Regions from separate parts of the Homo sapiens genome. Here region 2 is linked to region 1. Evidence: read pairs that join two places in POLR2A ChIA-PET (ENCODE). Cell type or tissue: Panc1. All regions are shown on one strand. Links, peaks and the distances in the headings refer to the core of each region. The heading gives the core; the rest is flanking DNA. Region 1 overlaps MTOR (mechanistic target of rapamycin kinase). Region 2 overlaps EXOSC10 (exosome component 10).

Region 1 (7,220 bases), core at 835-5,834:
TGTTCTCTTCATGGTATTTGCCACAAAAGCACTTATTTCAGTTTGTACTTTTTTTTTTTTTTTTAAGATGGAGTTTCGCTCTTATTGCCCAGGCTGGAGCGCAGTGGCGCAATCTCAGCTCACTGCAACCTCCGCCTCCCAGGTTCAAGCAATTCTCTTGCCTCAGCCTCCTGAGTAGCTGGGATTACAGTCATGCACTGCCATGCCTTGCTAATTTTGTATTTTTAGTAGAGAGGGGGTTTCTCCATGTCGGTCAGGCTGGTCTCGAACTCCTGACCTCAGGTGATCCGCCTGCCTTGGCCTCCCAAAGTGCTGGGATTACAGGTGTGAGCCACTGCACCTGGCCTCGGTTTGTACTTTTTTGTGTATCTACTTCTCTAACCTGTAAGCTCTGCGAAAGCAAAGAACATGTTTCTCTTATTTTCCACAGTACCTCTAGCATCTAGCACTTAGCATAAAGCCTAAGACAAAATGCATACTAAATTAGAACTTGTCAAATGAAATAATGAATTTCAAAGAGAAGGTTCTCTTCCCCCTAAATATCTATTATGGAGACTTACAGTCTCTCTCCATGGACGTTTCCAGTGTTTTACTGTGGTGAGGTCTTCGCTGTAGGGCATCACATTCTGTCCTGCATGGGGTCAGTTTTCCTTCTTCAGGTCTTAGTCATAGAATCAAAGAAAGTGAAAACTGGGAGAGTTGAGATCCTTTGTTTCAACCCTCTTTTTAATTTTTATTTTATTTGTTTATTTATTTTGAGATGGAGTCTGGCTCTGTCGCCCAGGCTTGAGTGTAGTGGTGGGGTCTCAGCTCAGTGCAACCTCCGCCTCCTGGATTCAAGCAGTTCTCTTGCCTCAGCCTCCCGAGTAGCTGGAATTACAGGTGCCCACCACTACATCCGGCTTTGACCCCATTTTTTAAATCAATAACTTGAGGTAGCTTCCTTATTGTATAATATATTGCATACATATTCCTAGACATCACCAGGCTGTGTCTCATCACTTTTTTTTTTACTTAGGAAGATGATCAGCAAGAGGACCACAGAGTATCTGAGATCAGGTTTTCTCCCTCTCCTGTTTATTCCAGAAGCCAGTGTAAATGACATGTCTGATTACTTCAACCTGCACTGGCCCTAGGGGCTGCATGCAACAGCTAATGTTGACAAAATGAAGAAAGTAACATGTCCCCATAAAAACTGCCTTATTTCGGGCGGGCAAGGTGGCTCATGCCTGTAATCCCAGCACTTTGGGAGGCCAAGACGGGCAGATTACAAAGTCAAGATATCAAGACCATCCTGGCCAATGTGGTGAAACCCCGTCTCTATTAAAAATACAAAAATTAGCTGGATGTGGTGGCACACTCCTGTAGTCCCAGCTACTTGGGAGGCTGAGGCCAGAGAATTGCTTGAACTCGGGAGGTAGAGGTTGCAGTGAGCCGAGATCGCACCGCTGCACTCCAGCCTGGCGACAGAGCAAGACTCCGTCAAAAAAAAAAAAAAAACCTGCCTTATTTCTGGGCAGCTGTAGTCCCCATATTTTATCCCCAGTAACCTAACAAAGCTCATCTGTCCCCAAAGGGAAATCAAATGTCCATTATATTGCAATTTCAGTAAATCACCCTTAGCTAGAGATAAGACCTTGTCAGGGGTTGCAGGACAAGATCACATGTCCACCCCACCAAGCTGTTCTCTGAACTACAGAGCTTCTCTTTGGGTTAGACATCTCCACCCTGACTTAGGCACCACAAACTGGAAAACAGGCCTGGTCATTCTTTAAGAATGTTAGAGGATTTGTGCCAGTTATGCCTGAGCAACCAATTAATGGCAAGGGTGACTGGGTTTTACAGTCTGCAGGCAAGGGGCTAAATGGGCAAACAAAACCCACTCTTTGTCTTAATTCTAAACACATGTTTCCAGGGTGCCAATATTGTGCTGCTTGAAAGTATGATTCCTGCTTTTACAGTTGTTTCCTGGCTTCCAGAAAAGATATGCGGTCCTTTTCTTTTTCTGTACCTCTGCTGGAAGAAAAAGCAGTCAGTCCACAGAGGTGAGGTTTTGCTCACAGCAAAACACATTCCAGGCTGGGTGCAGTGGCTCACTCCTATAATCCCAGCACTTTGGGAGGCCAAGACAGGAGGATTGCTTGAAGCCAGGAGTTCAAGACCAGCCTGGGTAACATAGCAAGACCTTGTCTCTGTAAAAAGTTTAGTGGGGCATGATGGCATGCGCTTGTGGTCTCAGCTACTCAGGAGGCCAAGGCAGGAGGATCACTTGAGTCCAGGAGTTTGAGGCTGCAGTGAGCTATGATTGCACCACTGCACTCCAGCGTGGGCAACAGAACAAGACACTATCTCAAAACAAACAAAAAACCACATTCCAAACTTCTATGTTCGTGCTGACTTCAGAAGGGCCAGTGTGCCTGTAAGAATCTGTGTCCTTTGTAGAAAAGCTCCATGCTGCAAAGAGTAGGAGAAAAGAGCAAAAGCAGAAGCAGTTTGTATCTTTGCTGTAGCCCCATTTTTTTTTTCAAATGCACTTTTAGATTCAGCCCAAGAGGCCACATCTCTCACCAGTTATCAGTAGAGCATGCATTTACTTCTAGCTGCTGTCAAGACTTCCCCCAGGGTCACTGTAACAGCTTGCTCTTGCAGAGCGTCTTATGAACCCCAGGGAAGGCTCTTCAGTGGAGAAACCTCGCCATCAGCGAGGAATTGTAAGAAGAGGAGAGTTCTGGGGTTTCTCCTAAAGCTGGCCAAAAGGACAGAGGGGCTATTGTTACAAAACAAGACCCTTCTAAGGGGAGAAACTTGCTGTATTTCAGTGGTATCCCTAAACTCTTCTACAAAAGCTAGCTTATCCTTCAGACTACCTGGAGATTTAATGGGACTGCTCTTATGCTGACTTAGAGAAACTGCTTCTGATTTTTATATAACACTGGGGGAGGGAAAGAAAGTGCTAGCAGTTACACTGTGTCCCAGTGCTCTGAAACCTTGAATTGTATGCTGCATCCCAATTTCAGAGATGTTAAGGTGTGAAAAAAATGTGTGTCTTAGAACTGATGAAATCTAGTAGGTGCTGGGCTCTGCCTCATGGCCACCTCTGACTGTTCATGCAGTGATGATATCAGTAGGGGCACCACTGGTCTCTCCAAACATTTCTGGACTTTTCACTGGCTGTGAATCCTGGTAATCCAGTTATAGAGTGCCACAGTTCTCTTCCATGAGGCATCCATTACCAAGAAGGTGGGCATGGTTTTTTCTTTTCCCTGAACCCAGAATGGGCATCATTATTCCTACACTGTGGCCCAACTCCTTAATAGAGTGGAAGACCAGCTCACATCTGCTTCTACAATTAAATGTGAAGAGTTACAAGCTGCCAGATCACTAGGTGCCAGCTTGTTTAAGTTTTGTTTCCCAACTTTATCCACATAATGGACTGAGTCAGAGTTCTTGGACATTCAGAAGCCAAGAAATCAGGACTTTACCCAAAATATCACCTCAGTTTTGAGTCAAGAGAGATGAACATTAGCTTTGGAGTCACTCTATCAGCCCACCCCTTTTGCTCCTTTTCCCCATCCTTTTCCTGACTGCTGCTTCTTTCTAGTAGTCTCTCTCAGAGCTCTTTGTTTCTCTCTGGATGTGAAGAAGCAGAAAGGGGGAGAAGAACCTGCAGGCATCACAAGAAAAGGAGCAGTGCTCATTGTTGTAGAATAAAAAGATAATGGCCAATTTGTCAAGAAGTGTTGACAAGTAAGATAAAGTTGGAAGTAATTAACTGGCTGACATGCTGGGAGCGGTGTGCCTGCCAATAGCTCCCTAAATCAGCCAGAGCCTTGGAAATGTGACAGCCATTCATCATTTTTACAACACGCCTCTGACAGGCTCCTCAGTTGCAAACCTGGCCAGCAAAAGTCGTGTGCTTTGACATTCTGGGGTTGTGCACCTCTCTCTGCCTTATTCTGGGTTGTGCTAAGGTACCTGGGCCCTATATCCAACCAGGAGATGCCTGGAGACGGTGAGTCAAATGGGCCAGCTTGCCAGCTCATCGCTGGGCAGTATTCCTCTCCGAGGCTGGGCACTAGGATTCCCAGAGCTGACTTTGTAAACTTCTGCAGGACAGTTCACTTAGCATAGAGAGTGCTGAATGGGAGCCATCAGCAGCACTCCTGGTGGCCTGGTATCTAACAAGTGCTGCTGCTAACCAGCCATGGGATCTATCAGTGGGAGGAAACGGGTATGCAGCCAGTAAAAGCAATTATGAAGACTGAATGGAGTGGAAAATACCTGTGTTAGTGAAAAGGCAGCATACAAAATTGTATCTATACTTTCATCACCAGTATGTATAAAATATGCATTTATGCAGAATATGCGCAGGTAAAAGTATCTTGGAAAGGTGATTATATTACAATCAACTTCCCTCCTCCATTTTTTTCTTTTTAAAAAGTGGTACTTCCACTCACCAATCTTGAAAAGATGAGTTTTTTTGCACACGCGCCCCCATTCCCCCACGCACTTCCTAATCTCAAAAACTGTTAACATTCTACCCTCTTTATTCTAAGGGCTCACACTTTCTCACATACAGATTTAGCGTGTCCTCTAGGCATTGTGACAGACAAACCATTTAAACTGTGACCAGACAGAAACAAGGATGAAGACATAGTAAGAATTCTTTTTATTTTTAGGCCACTCTGAGCCTGAGACATCAGGAATCTTTTGTTTTGTTTTTGGAGACAGAGTCTCACTCTGTCACCCAGTCTGGAGTGCAGTGGTGCGATTGTAGCCCACTGCAGCCTCACACTCGTGGGCTCAAGTGTTCCTCCCGCCTTAGTCTCCCAAATAGCTGGGACTGCAGACACAGATCACCTCACCCAGCTAATTTTTAAATTTTTTGTAGATTCGAAGTCTTGCTATGTTGCTCAGGCTGGTCTTGAATTCCTGTCCTCAAGCAGTCATCCTGTCTCGGCCTCCCAAGGTGGTGGGATTACAGGCATGAGCCACCGCGCCTAGCCAAAGAAACCTATTTTGACTGTCTAAAGCTGGCCACCTCTCTTGCACCAAACTTTTTTTTATCTTGGTGCCTTAGGTCCCCAAGAGCTCCAAGTACACCAAATGCCCCAGCTTTGAAACCTTGTAATGGGGCCAGCCTTCTCTTAATATATAAAGTTCTTTTTCCTAAGTTCCAGCCCTGCCAGACCCAGAGGTACTGTCTTCATCATCTGATTCTGGCTTTGTTTCCCTTCACTTCCCCTCCTGTCTGCATTCCGGCAGCCCTCCCAACCTTCTGCCCCGTCACTTTTCAGATGTTTTCATTTTGCTTCTGTCTGCCCTGCTGTCCTTTCTCTTCTACATTAGTCTGTTCATTCTTGAGTTCCCCAGACCATTCTCCTGTTCCCAGATTCCCAAGGTAGCTTCCTGATAAAGACATCAAGGCCTAGCCAACCCCAGATCTTCCTGGCCCTAGAAGGAATCAGACTATTTGGTTGTTAATCCTGCGTTGGGCACAGAGCTAAGCCTCAGTGCTGGGAGAAGTGACAGGAGAATCTCAAGCAGTTACCACTCCATGAGAGAAACTGCTTGATACAGTGGTTAGGACCCAAAGCAGTGTCCAGGGTGGCCTCAGTGTGGCTGGTCAGGCCACTTCAGTCAGACCTGCCACAGCCCCATCAGCTGTGATGCATGTGTCACCAGCCTGGCGCCAGGGGAATTCAGAGAATTCTCACTTGACAGGGAACCAAATGAAACTCAGACTGTGGTCTGCACTAGAAATAGACAGGAGAAAGAAGGTCCACAGCCATTTGGGAAGCCAGTGGGTGTGTTCTCATACATTCCTGATGGGAGCGCTGGGGAAGCCTGAGCGTTGCCCCAGCTGTGCCTGCAGATGCTCCTTGCTGCCTGAGGACTTTCCGACAGGCGCCGCCTTGTGTGGAAGAGGCTTGCATCACTTTGCTCTGAACCCCAGAGGTCACGCGGCACCAAGACTGAGGGATGAGGGCGATAACCAAGTGGGCCACTCAAGGAGGCACTGCCATGTCAAGTTACTGTGGACTCAGCATCTGTCCAGAAGCCTGTGGAGCCGTGACTGAGGGCACTTCCAGAGACAATGTTCTCCAGGTTTCTCTTCAGGTGGCAGGAAAGGCGTTTAGACTGCTTTGCTGTGGGTCAGCATTAAGTCCTTGAGCAGTTAATGACCCACTATTTCAGTCAATCTCATCCTCCTCCAATAAAAGGCAGTGAGGGGGCTGGGCACAGTGGCTCATGCCTGTAATCCCAGCACTTTGGGAGGCTGAGGCGGTTAGATCATTTGAGGTCAGGAGTTCAAGACCAGCCTGGCCAACATGGTGAAAACACATCTCTACTACTAAAAATAGAAAAATTAGCTGGGCAGTAGTGGCGCGCACCTGTAATCCCAGCTACTGGAGAGACTGAGGCATGAGAATCCTTGAGCCTGGGAGGCAGAGGTTGCGGTGAGCCGAGATTGCGCCACTGCACTCCAGTCTGGGTGACAGAGTGAGACCCTGTCTCAAAAAAAAAAAAAAAACCTGCTAGGGAGAGCCTGAGAGGAAAGGGCTATGGGGAGGCAGCAGGCGCCACTGCCCACGTGAGCTGCTCTACCGTCACTCCTGACAGGGCCTTTGCCGGGGGAAGTGTCTGCACAGCTGAACCACCCGCTGCTCAGCTCGCATGCTTGCCCTGCCTTGGGAACAAGGTTTCTGGATAGTGGGGATAAGATGTTCAGCGTAATGGTGTGATGTTTGCTATAGGAAGGCAGCAAGGCAATTTCTTAGTATTAGTTCTGCTCAGCTCTAGAAAATGTTTTCCTTGATTGCCAAGAACTTTCCCAGCTCAATTCAAAACTCGAATTTGATGAAAGGAGGCTCTGCAATTCAGCCTCCTTTAATCAGAATTCAATCTTGGGCTGGGGTGGGGAGAGTGGAGAATGAATGAGAATGAATATGTCTGTACAGCGGCCTCCTTCTGCCCCTGATACCCAGATTCACCATGTTCTCCTTTCCGCCTGTCTTCGTTGTCTTCCTAACGCCAGGTTCAGTTTGTGGGCTCTGGATTCTATTATGCGGATAGGCAGTTTCTGTTTGTTCTACAGATTCACAACTGTATGATAGCAACTGGATGTTATAACTGGAAACTGGAGTAGAATACCAACATACCCCACACCCATGTTAGGGAGGCAGTGGGAATCACTAGTTTAGAAAATTCTTGGGACT
Region 2 (6,972 bases), core at 1,973-6,972, 100 kb after region 1:
CTCAGCTACGCCCGGGATGACACCCATTACCTGCTATATATCTATGACAAAATGAGGCTGGAGATGTGGGAGCGCGGCAACGGGCAGCCGGTGCAGCTGCAGGTGGTGTGGCAACGGAGCAGGGACATCTGCCTCAAGGTACACCTCAGCCGCAGTCACACAGACCGCGACACTTGGGCTCTGTGTCTGGCCAGGTTCTAGTTCTTAGGTTTGCTCCTTACATTCATGAAAAGAGCCAAACATTTTCCAGAGCCCAGGGCACAATTTTGATTCCCGTTGATTTTGAATGTTCTCTAATACTTTGTAGAAATTCATCAAACCTATCTTCACGGATGAGTCCTACCTTGAACTCTATAGGAAGCAGAAGAAGCACCTTAACACACAGCAGTTGACAGCCTTTCAGCTGCTGTTTGCCTGGAGGGATAAAACAGCTCGCAGGGAAGATGAAAGTTACGGGTAAGGGATTAGAGGTTCTTTTAATACTTGTTTCCAGACTGAGGAGATCTAATAACAAGTAAATAATGGGCTTTTTTCTTTTGCTATGAAAGCTGGTTATTTCCCCTATGTGACAGCATCTAATGGAACTTACTGGCTGAATGTAATGTGTCCCCACCGTGTGTGTGTGTGTGTGTGTGTGTGTGTGTGTGTGTGTGTGTTTTTTTTTTTCCAGATATGTACTGCCAAACCACATGATGCTGAAAATAGCTGAAGAACTGCCTAAGTGAGTTTCAAATCTGATTAATATGTTCTGACTTTCTCAGTAGATCTGATGTTCTTCAAAATCAAGCTTTTCTGGTTGCTATTACCCAAGGCTGCTTACTCAGAGATTAATGCTCCAAGCTTGGAAGGTAGCAAGTTGAAGGAATATAGAATTTCTGCCCTCAGGCTGCCATTTAAGCACTAAAACTTCTGAACTGGAATCATTTCAATGATTATGCCTTAGTTTGAGTTTATTTTAAGTCTCTGAGCCTTATAGCATCTACTTGCAAGGGAAGAAAATGTCCCAGATTCTGTCATCTGTACTTTCTTCCAAATTAAAGCAGCTCATGATCTTAAACGTTTTGTGATCTTGATTGAAGTATAAGCAAGAATGAAAATCCACAGCCCGTTGGTTGCCCCCTGCGGAATTGAGAATCCACAGTGCTATGGCACTTACTTTCAGCTCTCCCTGATTGTGGGAGTCAGGCTCCAAGAGGGATCCACTTAAAGCTTGGTGTCGCAAAGAACACATGGAGAAGTTGGCCTAGGCTGGCCTGACATCAGTGTTTCCTTAGTCACCTACCTGTAGCTTCAGCTTAGGTGGCAGCCTGGCTTTACCCAGTCATTATTCTTATCTGGAAGCCTTTAAGGGCTGCGTTTCTGAGTGACAAGTTGAGTGTGTTCTTACTTGTCTTCAGGGAACCTCAGGGCATCATAGCTTGCTGCAACCCAGTACCGCCCCTTGTGCGGCAGCAGATCAACGAAATGCACCTTTTAATCCAGCAGGCCCGAGAGATGCCCCTGCTCAAGGTAAGAAGCTTTTCTGCGGCTGGGCACAGTGGCTCACGCCTATAATCTCAGCACTTTGGGAGGCTGAGGTGGCTGGATCATTTCAGGTCAGGAGTTCGAGACCAGCCTGGCCAACATGGTGAAACCCCGTCTCTACTAAAAATACAAAAAATTAGCCAGGCGTGTGGTGCACGCCTGTAATCCCAGCTACTCCGGAGGCTGAGGCAGGAGAATTGCTTGAATCCGGGAGGCGGAGGTTGCAGTGAGCCGAGATCGCGCCACTGCACTCTAGCCTGGGAGGCAGAGCGAGACTCCGTCTCAAAAAAAAAAAAAAAGATTTTCTACTGAAGGGTCCCAACTTAGCAAGCCTGTTTTTTTTTTGTTTGTTTGTTTTTTGTTTTTTTTAGACGGAGTCTCGCTCTGTCTCCAGGCTGGAGTGCAGTGGCATGATCTCGGCTCACTGCAACCTCCGCCTCCTGGATTCAAGCAGTTCTCCTGACTCAACCTCCTGAGTCGCTGGGATTACAGGCATGCACCACCACGCCTGGCTAATTTTGTATTTTTAGTAGAGGCGGGGTTTCACCATGTTGGCCAGGCTGGTCTCGAACTCCTGACCTCAGGTGATCCACCACCTGGGCCTCCCAAAGTGCTGGGATTACAGGCGTGAGCCATCATGCCCAACTTTAGCAGGCCTGTTTTTTCTGCTAGTGTCTTATTCCTTGTGGCTTCCTAGATTCATGAGCTGGTCTGCATTCTAAACAACCCTAGGGAAATAATAGGGCTTAGGAAATCCAGTGTGTGTGTCTTGATGAATTTAGCTGCTTTTTTTTATGATAGTTGAGAGCTAAGACTCTTTATTTATGACCTTAGCTTTGATGATTCAGCAGCAAGTACTGTCTGGTAACTGGGCCAATTCACTGTTCTAAGGCAGTTAATGTGGTGGAGTGAGATGGAGCGGTGACCTCAGCAGAGGGAGCTAGTTTTGGGAGCCTGGCGATGGCCCAGATGTGAAGTGATAGCTCCCTGAATGAGTGAGGAATCACACACTGAGAAGGAAAGAACAGGTGTAGGAAGCATCAGAAGAAAAGATTGATGAGACTTCGTAGCAAATGCTGACAATGGCAGCCAGTTTTCTTTTGTTTTTTTTGTTGTTGTTGTTGTTTTGAAACAGGGTCAGCCGGGCGCGGTGGCTCACGCCTGTAATCCCAGCACTTTGGGAGGCCGAGGCGGGCGGATCACGAGGTCAGGAGATCGAGACCATCCCGGCTAAAACGGTGAAACCCCGTCTCTACTAAAAATACAAAAAATTAGCCAGGCGTAGTGGCGGGCGCCTGTAGTCCCAGCTACTTGGGAGGCTGAGGCAGGAGAATGGCGTGAACCCGGGAGGCGGAGCTTGCAGTGAGCCGAGATCCCGCCACTGCACTCCAGTCTGGGCGACAGAGCGAGACTCCGTCTCAAAAAAAAAAAGAAACAGGGTCTTGCTCTGACACCCAGGCTGGAGTGCAGTGGTGCAATCATGGCTCACTGTAGCCTCGCATCTGCTAGGCTCCCACCTTAGCCTCCTGAGCAGCTGGGACCACAGGCATACACCACCATACCCAGCTATGTTTTTTTTAATTTTTTGTAGAGATGGGTCTTGCTGTGTTTCCCAGACTGGTCTTGAACCCGTGGGCTCAAGCAGTCCTCCCACCTCAGCCTCCCAAAGTACTGGAATTACAGTTGTGAGCCACCTGCCAGCCCCACATTTGCAATTTTTGTGTTAAAAATGTCTTTGTAAGCTCTGTACTTTGTCCAAGTAAAGAGAGACCTTGATTACTAGAGAAGAGTCTTTTTCAAGCTCTTTGGAATCCTTCCTATTGTGCTTAGTCATGTTAAAGAGCTTTATTCTTTCATTCTACAAATAATTATTGAGCACCAAATAATTATCATGCCAGGCACTGTAAGGAGTGAAGAGAGGAAAGAAAATCTCTGGGCTTTTGAGAAACAGGCTGGTGAAGGAATACAGTCAGCGCTGGAGACTGGGGGTTGGACTTGAGGTGCTTGGGCAACTTTCCTCAATTCCCTTCGTTTTTTTCCTTAGTCTGAAGTTGCAGCCGGAGTGAAGAAGAGCGGACCGCTGCCCAGTGCTGAGGTAGAGTGTCGGATCTGTTTTCTCCCCCAGGAGGGAAAACGTCAAGTCACAGCCAGTGCAAGTACACCTCTGACAGAGGCCTGTGCTGACAGCTGGCAGAAAGCTACTGCCGGCTTGCACGTTTTACATGCCAGCCTGCTGGTGTCTTTTAATGCAGAGATTGGAGAATGTTCTCTTTGGACCTCACGACTGCTCCCATGCCCCTCCGGATGGCTATCCAATCATCCCAACCAGTGGTAAAGTCGAGAGCCCTCCTGACTGTCCCGAAGAGGTTGGGACACAGCTACCTTGTCTAAAATTCTGTAGGCTTGGCCGGGCGTGGTGGCTTATGCCTGTAATGCCAGCATATTGGAAGGCTGAGGCGGGTAGATCACCTGAGGTCAGGAGTTTGAGACCAGCCTGGCCAACATGGTGAAACCCCATCTCTACTAAAAATACAAAAATTAGCTGGCATGGTGGTGGGCACCTGTAATCTTAGCTACTTAGGAGGCAGAGGCAGGAGAATCACTTGAACCGAGGAGGCGGAGGTTGCAGTGAGCCGAGATTGTGCCATTGTACTCCAGCCTAGGGGACTACACTAAAACTCCATCTCAAAAAGAAAAAATAAACAAAATTCTGTAGGCTTTGACCTTACTATCTTCTGCTCCTCTAGGATCTGTGCCAGTTCAGAAGCAGGCGAGCCTCTTCCCTGATGAAAAAGAAGATAACTTGCTGGGTACCACATGCCTGATTGCCACAGCTGTCATCACGTTATTTAATGTGAGTAGCACAGAAACTTCACTGAGGTGATGAGGACCCCCTGGGATTTACTGGATTTATTCAGCAGGCTGTCTGCCTGGAGCATTGCATACACTCGGAGACTAATGCTGAGAGCAAAACCCAGCAGTGCTGGGAGAGGCATAGAGACCAATGAGCAAGGTGGCACTGACCACTCTGGAGGAGGTGGTCTGGGGACGTGGATGGGGGATTCTCTTGAGCTCTGTGTGAAGAAATCTTCCAGGAAAGGCTGACGTCCTGTTGTTGAACAGCACCTAGTGGGAGGAGGGCCTGCGCTAAGAGAACATACAAGCAGGGCTTTCCAGACAAGCTGCAGTGGTGGTGGAGGAAAAACGGTTCACCTGGATGCCCAGCAGGGGTGGCATGGGTGTACTGTCCGATGAACTGTAGAATGTGCGCTGCCCATAGCTTCCTGCCTGACCCCAGCACCACATATGTGTGCTTTCAGTGAAGAAGAGAAATGATTTTTTTTTTTTTTGAGACAATCTTGTTCTGCCACCAAGGCTGGAATGCAGTGGCACAATCATGGCTCACTGCAGCCTTGACTTCTGAGGCTCAAACGATCCTCCTGCCTCAGCCTCCTGAGTAGCTGGGATTACAGGCATGAGTCACTGTGCCCAGCTATTTCACTTTTTTTGTTTGTTTGGTTTGGTTTTTTGAGATGGAGTTTCGCTCTTGTTGCACAGGCTGGAGTGCAGTGGCATCATCTCGGCTCACTGCAACCTCCACCTCCCAGGTTCAAGCGATTCTCCTGCCTCAGCTTCCCTAGTAGCTGGGATTGCAGGCGCCCGCCACCATACTTAGCTAATATTTTATATTTTTAATAGAGATGGGGCCACTATGTTGGCCAGGCTGGTCTCGAATGCCTGACCTCAGGCGATCCACCCACCTAAGCCTCCCAAAGTGCTGGGATTACAGGCATGAGCCACCACACCCGGCATTTTTTTTTTTTTTTTTTTTTTTTTTTTTTGTGACAGGATCTCATCCTGTCACCCAGGTGGGAGTGCAGTGGCACCATCCTGGCTCACTGCAACCTCTGCCTCCTGGGCTCAAGCAATCCCTCTGCCCCAGCCTTCTCTCGAGTAGCTGGGACTACAGGTGTATGCCACCATGCCCAGCCAATTTTTGTATGTTTTGTAGAGGTGGGGTTTCACCATGTCGCCCAGGCTTCACTTTGGTTTTTAACTTAATTACATAAATCTAGATTGGGCCTTGCTTTAGCAATTAATGAGAAAATACTAGGCGCTTTAGCTGACCTCAGAGCTAATTTGAGTCATGAAGATGATTTAGCAGCTAAGCGTGTTAGCATGAGCTCTGGGCTGCTTTGATACGGAAGTGCTGTTTGGTGTAAAGGAGGCTGTGGTCTCCCTGCACTCTTGTGTTGCAAGGGCGCATAATTACAGATGAAGCAAAAGGATAGCACATATTTATGAACCCAGTTGGAAGCAGCATTTTGTTGCATAATTTCAATGATTCCCTATAAAGATATGTAATACTAAATTTCAGGCCTGGCGTGGTGGCTCACACCTGTAATCCCAGCACTTTTGGAGGGCAAGGCGGGCATATCACCTGAGGTCAGGAGTTTGAGACCAGCCTGGCCAACATGGTGAAACCCTGTCTTTAATTAGCCGGGCATTGTGGCGCACGCTTGTAATCCCAGCTACTCGTGAGGCTGAGGCAGGAGAATCACTTGAATCCAGGAGGCGGAGGTTGCAGTGAGCAGAGATGGCACCACTGCACTCCAACCTGGGCAACAGAGCAAGACTCCACTCAAAAAAATAATACATACATACATAAAATAAATTTCAGGCATCAATTAAGACCTCATGTTCTAGAGCCAGACCATGGTGGGTTTAGATCCTTGGTCTGCTTGTATTCACTGCAAGCCTCTGAAAGACTGTCACAACCTCTGTAGGCCTCAGTTTCCTCCTCTGTAAGATGGTGAGAGTAATACCACCTCATAGGCTATGAGGACATGCTGAGAATTCACTGATCCAGCACATTGATATTGAAATGCTACTGTGTGCTGTTGCAGACACAACACCTTATACATAAGAGAGTGTATGAAAAATTAGCCTTAGCCATTGGTATTAATATCACTGTTACTGGCCGGGTGCGTGCGGTGGCTCACACCTGTAATCCCAGCACTTTGGGAAGCCAAGGCGGGTGGACCACTTGAGGTCAGGAGTTCAAGACCAGCCTGGCCAATATGGTGAAACCTGGTCTCTGCTAAAAATACAAAAATTAGCTGGGCATGGTGGCACGTGCCTGTAATCCCAGCTACTCAGGAGGCTGAGGCAGGAGAATCGCTTGAACACAGGAGGTGGAGGTTGCAGTGAGCAGAGATCACACCACTGTACTCCAGCCTGGGCAAAAGAGCGAGACTCTGTCTCCAGAAAAAAAAAAAAAATCACTGTTAACTGTTGCTCTCTTGCTTGCATCTTGATGTCACAGATGATCATGGTCATTAGTGATCGTTTTTTGTCTGTCCCTGCAGGAACCTAGTGCTGAAGACAGTAAAAAGGGTCCATTGACAGTTGCACAGAAAAAAGCCCAGAACATCATGGAGTCCTTTG

Evidence for each region. ChIA-PET counts read pairs that join two places held together with the same protein. Peaks named below come from ENCODE experiments on the same cell type or tissue, not always from the same donor. Only the 100,000 strongest peaks of a DNase experiment are listed, where the experiment ranks them.
Region 2: POLR2A ChIA-PET joins it to region 1 with 5 read pairs; 5 of 35 experiments call an interaction of 5 or more read pairs at or near these places.

What each region holds. Positions count from the first base shown.
Region 1 is chr1:11,175,062-11,182,281 of GRCh38, reverse strand. The region is part of intron 28 of MTOR (mechanistic target of rapamycin kinase); the gene reads left to right. Among named protein-coding and RNA genes, the nearest start is that of ANGPTL7, 11 kb to the left of the region's middle. RefSeq lists an enhancer at 3,896-4,434. In Panc1, for the core only: no CTCF peak of the experiment used is centred there; no DNase peak of the experiment used is centred there; H3K27ac peaks cover 5,000 bases.
Region 2 is chr1:11,074,248-11,081,219 of GRCh38, reverse strand. EXOSC10 (exosome component 10) reads left to right here. Exons shown (of 25, transcript NM_001001998.3): 11 at 1-138; 12 at 308-456; 13 at 671-721; 14 at 1,398-1,509; 15 at 3,569-3,619; 16 at 3,777-3,855; 17 at 4,272-4,378; 18 at 6,894-6,972. Among named protein-coding and RNA genes, the nearest start is that of SRM, 18 kb to the right of the region's middle. In Panc1, for the core only: no CTCF peak of the experiment used is centred there; no DNase peak of the experiment used is centred there.